Regions from separate parts of the Mus musculus genome. Here region 1 is linked to region 2. A link is a contact called in ENCODE POLR2A ChIA-PET data. All regions are on one chromosome and are shown on one strand. The core of a region is the stretch at or near the end of the contact, and the rest is flanking DNA. Distances in the headings are between cores, read along the strand shown. Region 1 holds the start of Hsd3b7 (hydroxy-delta-5-steroid dehydrogenase, 3 beta- and steroid delta-isomerase 7). Region 2 holds the start of Fus (fused in sarcoma).

Region 1 (2,759 bases), core at 234-2,733, 170 kb before region 2:
GGAGGGCATTGGCAGCAGCTACCTTTTCCGGGTGGATCACGACACCATCATTGATGCCACCAAGTGTGGCAACCTCGCCAGGTTCATCAACCACTGCTGCACGGTGCGCTCAGGGCTGGGCCGGGGCTGGGCTGGGCAGGGGTGAGGTGGGGCTGTGGCTTACACTCCCACCTCCTGCAGCCCAACTGCTATGCGAAGGTGATCACCATTGAGTCTCAGAAAAAGATTGTCATCTACTCGAAGCAGCCCATCGGCGTGGATGAGGAGATCACCTACGACTACAAGTTCCCACTAGAAGACAACAAGATTCCGTGTCTGTGCGGCACTGAAAGTTGCCGTGGCTCCCTCAACTGAGGTGGGGCAGGACCGGTGCCCTCACCCCTATTTATTCCCCCTTGGTGCCCTAAGCTCCCAGCACCCCAGCCTTATTGGGCTCAGCAGGGCCCACTGCCCCCACCTTCACGTGGGATAGGGAGCACTGAGGCCAACAAGGGAGCCTCAGTCCTTTGAGGCATCTGCTGCCTCCCCTATGCCCCATGCCCAAACACCCTCTTAATTTTTTTTTCTTTGCGAAGAAGAAGCTGTAAATGTTTTGTAGCTGCCAGCAGCTGTTTCCTGTGGAAACCTGGGGTACCAGCCTGTATAGATGCTATTCTTGGGGGCTGCATAGCCCTTTGCTTCATGTTAATGGGGACTTCCCCTTCTGCCCTATGTGCACCCCGCCCCAGTTTAGGGGTCTCTGGGGCAGTGGCCATGTTCTCCCCCTGGGGGGGCCTTTGGCCCCTAGTCCTGGGAACTCTGTGCCTGGAACCCTGCCTCATCTGTTCCTGCCAGACCCTGTGGGTCACCCTCCCACCCTGGTGTCTCAGGGCTCTGGCTCAGTGGGCCAGGATGGTGGGGGGCAGGCCCTTCTTGTTGGGCTGGATTGTACATAATGTTAATAGTGAAACCCAACACCACATTTTTATAATTGTGATTAAACTTTATTGTACAAAAATGCTTGGTCAGTATCTTTGGGAAGAGCAGACTGGGATGCAAGTTGCCACAGTGGGTGAAGCAGGAGAGAGGGGGAATGGGTGGCTTTGAGTTTGGGGTGAATCAACCTGCAGACCGCAGTGCTGCTTTGGACCAACCACCTAGATACAACAAACATGCCAGATCTGTCTCACTATGGATGCTAGCCAGAATTATGTCAAGATCAGGTTTACCCTGCTCTCCCTCCCAGAACCATAGCTGGTGCTGGGCCTTCAGCCTACTGGGAGACCCAGCAGGAGGGACAAACATATCAGTGATGGGGGCATCCCTTCCCTACCCTATTATCCTGAAATACACTACCAAATGGGCAGGTTCTGTCCTTTGCCTGCCACTGAAGAGTGGACTGGCCACCAGGGGGCACTCTGGCAAGAAAATTCCCTCCAAACCCCCTTGCCCGCCCCTAGGGGTGGAGGCTAGGCTGGTCTCCTTCCTGGAATGGGTCAGGAGGGAGGAGCGAGCGGAAGGAAGGAAGCCTATGTACATCTAGCTGGTCCACCAGTCCAGGACACAACCTCCTCCAGTGGCCAGTTTGTGCGCCCTGGGACTTACTACAGGTAGGCAGAGCTGATACTGAGGCCCAGCTGGCCTGCCTTTTAGCCTGCGCCCTTCCAACCTCCCTATTCAACTCCTTGCTTTCTCTGCCTGTCCTTTAGTAATCTAGTCTTTTTTTTTTTTTTTTTTTTTCCCCCCACCCGCCTCAATCCCTCCCATTCTGCATCCAATTCTAGTGACTCAGCAGTTAGGGTCAGAGGGCAGGGAGCCTTAGTGCTACAGGCACAGAAAACTGCAACCCACCCCTGCTACTCAGCCTCTCCACCCACACTGCTCCCACCTAATGATCCCTTCTATGAAGAACACATGGTTGGAGCAGGTGCTACCAGGCAATTCTAGTGAGCTAAATTCTCTTCCCACAGCTGGGCATGGCAGACTCTGCACAGGTGCCAACACTGGTATACCTGGTCACAGGTGGCTGCGGCTTCCTGGGGGAACATATTGTTCGGATGCTGCTGGAACGGGAGCCCAGGCTCCGGGAGCTGCGTGTCTTTGACCTGCACCTGAGTTCTTGGCTGGAGGAGCTGAAAGCAGGTGACTGGAGTGGGGCAGTAGCAGGAGGTAGGGAGGCCCCATCCCTTCCCAGACTGGGATACCTCAGCTTATGGAAAAGATGATTCCTGTTTGTTCTCCACCAGACAGAGGGGCCGGGTGAGTCATTGGTTCATGTGGCTTCCAGGGTGTGGACAGGCCAAACTCAGCAGCTGGCTAAGGCCCCAGCTCTGACACTGCCTCGGGTCTCCACCAGGGCCTGTGCAGGTGACTGCCATCCAGGGGGATGTGACTCAGGCCCATGAGGTGGCAGCAGCCATGTCTGGATCACATGTGGTCATCCATACAGCTGGGTTGGTGGATGTGTTTGGGAAGGCCAGTCCAAAGACCATCCACAAAGTCAACGTGCAGGGTGAGCTGCTACCTACCTGTTGGCCCCTAGTGTGTGGCCTGCCTCTGACCAGTGATTTTTATGGGAGGGCCTGTCCTTTTTGATAACCTTGTCCATTTACTGCTGTCGAACCCTGTCCTGACCTGATGCGGTTCTCCTTGGACACTGGGGGGGGGGGGGGGGCAGAAGGAGTGAGAGGCGGGAAGACACAGCTTGCGTCTGTCCCTTTCCTCCATAGGCACACAGAATGTGATTGATGCTTGTGTGCAGACTGGCACTCAGTACCTGG
Region 2 (2,704 bases), core at 188-2,687:
GGTGACCCCTCTCCTCTTCTGGATCTCGTTATGGATGGTTGTGAGCCACCATGTGGTTGCTGGGATTTGAACTCAGGACCTTCGGAAGAGCAGTCAGTGCTCTTAATCGCTGAGCCCTCTCTCCAACCCGTCATTTTTGTTCTTATCCACTTGGTAAACTCCCAGTAGAAATGTCATTCCCTCAGACCCATCCTAACCTACTCATTGCAAAATGAATTACCTGATCTCTGTGATCCCAGAGTCCCTGGTATTGGAATTACAGTTGGTTGTTTGCCCACATTCGGGTACTAGGAATTGAACCTGTGGTTTCTCTAGAGCAGCTGTCTCTCCAACCCCCTTGAATTTCGTTTTGTCCTTGAACTGACAAAAAGTGTTCATGCCTTTAAATGCTTTCAATCATTTCCTGTAACCAAGAAGCATTTTGTAGTTCCCCAGGCTTAGACTTTAAAGATCAGAAGGTCTGACCCTGAACTGCCTCGTACCTCATTCACATTCTTAGTCTAGCCGCTCACTGCTCTCATAAGATCCATCTCCCCTCCACCTCTGCCTAGCTCCGGGACTGGAGAGGTAGGCAGGGTCATGCACAGGCTAAACGATCGCTCTATCATTAAGCTACATTCCTCAGATTTCTTTACAAGATGATGATGGGGGAAAACCAGGACGACTGTAATTCCAGGATGCACAGGGCTAAGGCAAATAGGATCAAGGATTCGAGATCAACTGAGCGGTACTGAGAGGCCAAATTAAAAAAAAAAAGGGGGGGGGTAATTGTGGGTTTGAAGCCTCTTAAGTTGTATACATATGTGTTATTGTTGAACCAGCCTTAGGGCCATAGGGTCCAGACTAAAGCTCATCTTCTTCCAGGTTAAACGTCACAATCTATAAACCTTGTTAAGGTCTAAAGAACAGCAAGCCGAGGCATTCCTAAGTGAAAAACGAGACTGATCAGTGTGCTGTCTGTCAGGAGAGAATGTGGAGGACCAGAGCGACACTGCGTTCGACTCAGTTGCTAGGCCAGGGCAAGCGAAAGTATGCTGCATCTTCCCCAGTGAAAGTGGGGCCCAGCCGCTGGGCCGGTCGGAAGGATTTCGGTTCCCACACCCGGAGACTCCAGGCCTTGACTACACAGTTCCGCTCTCGGGCGCAGGGCCCTGGCACCGCCCCTAGCGGGAGGCCGGGTCGTACCATTCTGCCTCTAGTGGGGTAGAGGTGTGTCGAAGGCGAGCCCCGGGCGACGGACGAGAGCCACCGGCCGCAAGGAGAAAGCGCGTGCGAGTGTTTGGGAATAAAGCGAGTTCGTTTTCCCTCTTGTCTTCCTGAGCTCTCCGTATCCCCGGGGAAGGGTGGGGACCTGGGCGTGCCTCCCCCTCGCGCTTCTCCACTTGGTACGTCCCGGTGGCGCGTAGGCGGCAGGCGTACTTAAGGCGGGCGCGGGAGGCGGGGCCGCTCAGTCCTCGCGGCATCGCTTCGCGGTCGTCTGGAACTTTGTTGCTTGGCGGCCTGCGCTGCGCGCGTGCGCGGACATGGCTTCAAACGGTATGTGGGAGCGCGAGGCGGCGACGGCGCGTCCCTGCGAGGCCTCGTTCCCTCGCAGCAAGGCTTTTGGCTTTCGGCTGGGCCTGCGGTGGCGGGCGAGTGGGCTCCCCCACCTCTGGCGGGAAGCAGCGGGTGGAGGGAAGGGGAGGGCGGTGTCGCCATTTTGTTTGGCTCCCCTGGCGCCTTTGGCGCGGAGACCGTGGGTTTTCTCTCCTGGCCCGGTCACTTGAGTCGAGTGTTGAGAGAGACGCTGCCTGGCGACGTGGGGTGACCGGGGTGAGGGAGCTCTGGGTCTCCGCAGCTTCGCCCCACCCCCTCCCCTCCCTCCGTTCCCGGCCTCGCTTTGTCGCAGTGCTGCATCCGGGCACTTGGTGCGCGCACGCGCTCCTCTGGCCCCTCCCCCTTCTCGCCGCGGCCCCCCTCCCCCCCGCCAGGAGTTGGTCCGTTTTTTTTACTTTTTTCTTTTTTTCTTTCTTCTTCTTTCTTTCTTTCTTTCTTCTTCTTTTTTTTTTTTTTTTTTTTTTTTTTGTCGCGAGACCCTCGGCGGAAGACTTGTGGTCCGGTGCTGGCCTCGCCCTGCTCGCTGGGTCCCTTGGGAAGGGGCGGGGCCACCTCTTCCCGCCTCCGTGGCCGCGCAGCGGGAGCGGAAGCTCCTGGCTGGCCTGCGTGTCCGTGGGATTGGGAGGACCGCCAGGGGATGACCAACGGAGTCAGGGACCCCGGCCTGAGTTTCCCACTTCAGAGTTGAGTTTTCCTAAGGCCGGAAGGAAATCAGAGGAGTCGCTCTCCGAGGCCACACCCTCTCGCTGTCAGTTTTGTCCCAGTGCGGGGGTAGAGCTTGGGTTTCCTGCAGGGAGCTGCTGAGCTACAGCTTCCCAGATTGTTGAAAGTGCTGTCTGCTTTGGGTGCGCATGGTAGGCGGGAGCTCAGTTATTTGGAGCCACACGTCGGGAACCTTGGGAGCACCATGCCATTTGGGGGTTGGAGAGTCCCATTCTTCTAGCTGCTTCCTTGGGCTTGAACTCAACTGTGTAATAGCGCTGACTGTCAAAGTTAATCTTGACATCCGGTGATACCACCTTTCCTGTATACAGAGCTGCTGTGAAGATATAAAATGTGGTGACGTGTGTTGCAGGCCTTGGAAAGACCTGCAACAAGTCAAAAGGAT

The links. ChIA-PET counts read pairs that join two places held with the same protein, here RNA polymerase II (POLR2A).
Region 1: POLR2A ChIA-PET joins it to region 2 with 13 read pairs in embryonic stem cell. The contact joins the promoter of Hsd3b7 here to the promoter of Fus in region 2. POLR2A ChIA-PET finds 5 or more read pairs at or near these places in 3 of 5 experiments (Patski and embryonic stem cell).

The regions. Positions count from the first base shown.
Region 1 is chr7:127,799,126-127,801,884 of GRCm38, forward strand. It overlaps Hsd3b7 (hydroxy-delta-5-steroid dehydrogenase, 3 beta- and steroid delta-isomerase 7), which reads left to right and starts at 1,484. Exons shown (of 7, transcript NM_133943.2): 1 at 1,484-1,589; 2 at 1,950-2,121; 3 at 2,336-2,491; 4 at 2,709-2,759. The coding sequence starts at 1,956. It overlaps Setd1a (SET domain containing 1A), which reads left to right. Exons shown (of 19, transcript NM_178029.3): 18 at 1-103; 19 at 181-997. The coding sequence ends at 354.
Region 2 is chr7:127,966,042-127,968,745 of GRCm38, forward strand. It overlaps Fus (fused in sarcoma), which reads left to right and starts at 1,438. Exons shown (of 15, transcript NM_139149.2): 1 at 1,438-1,536. The coding sequence starts at 1,524.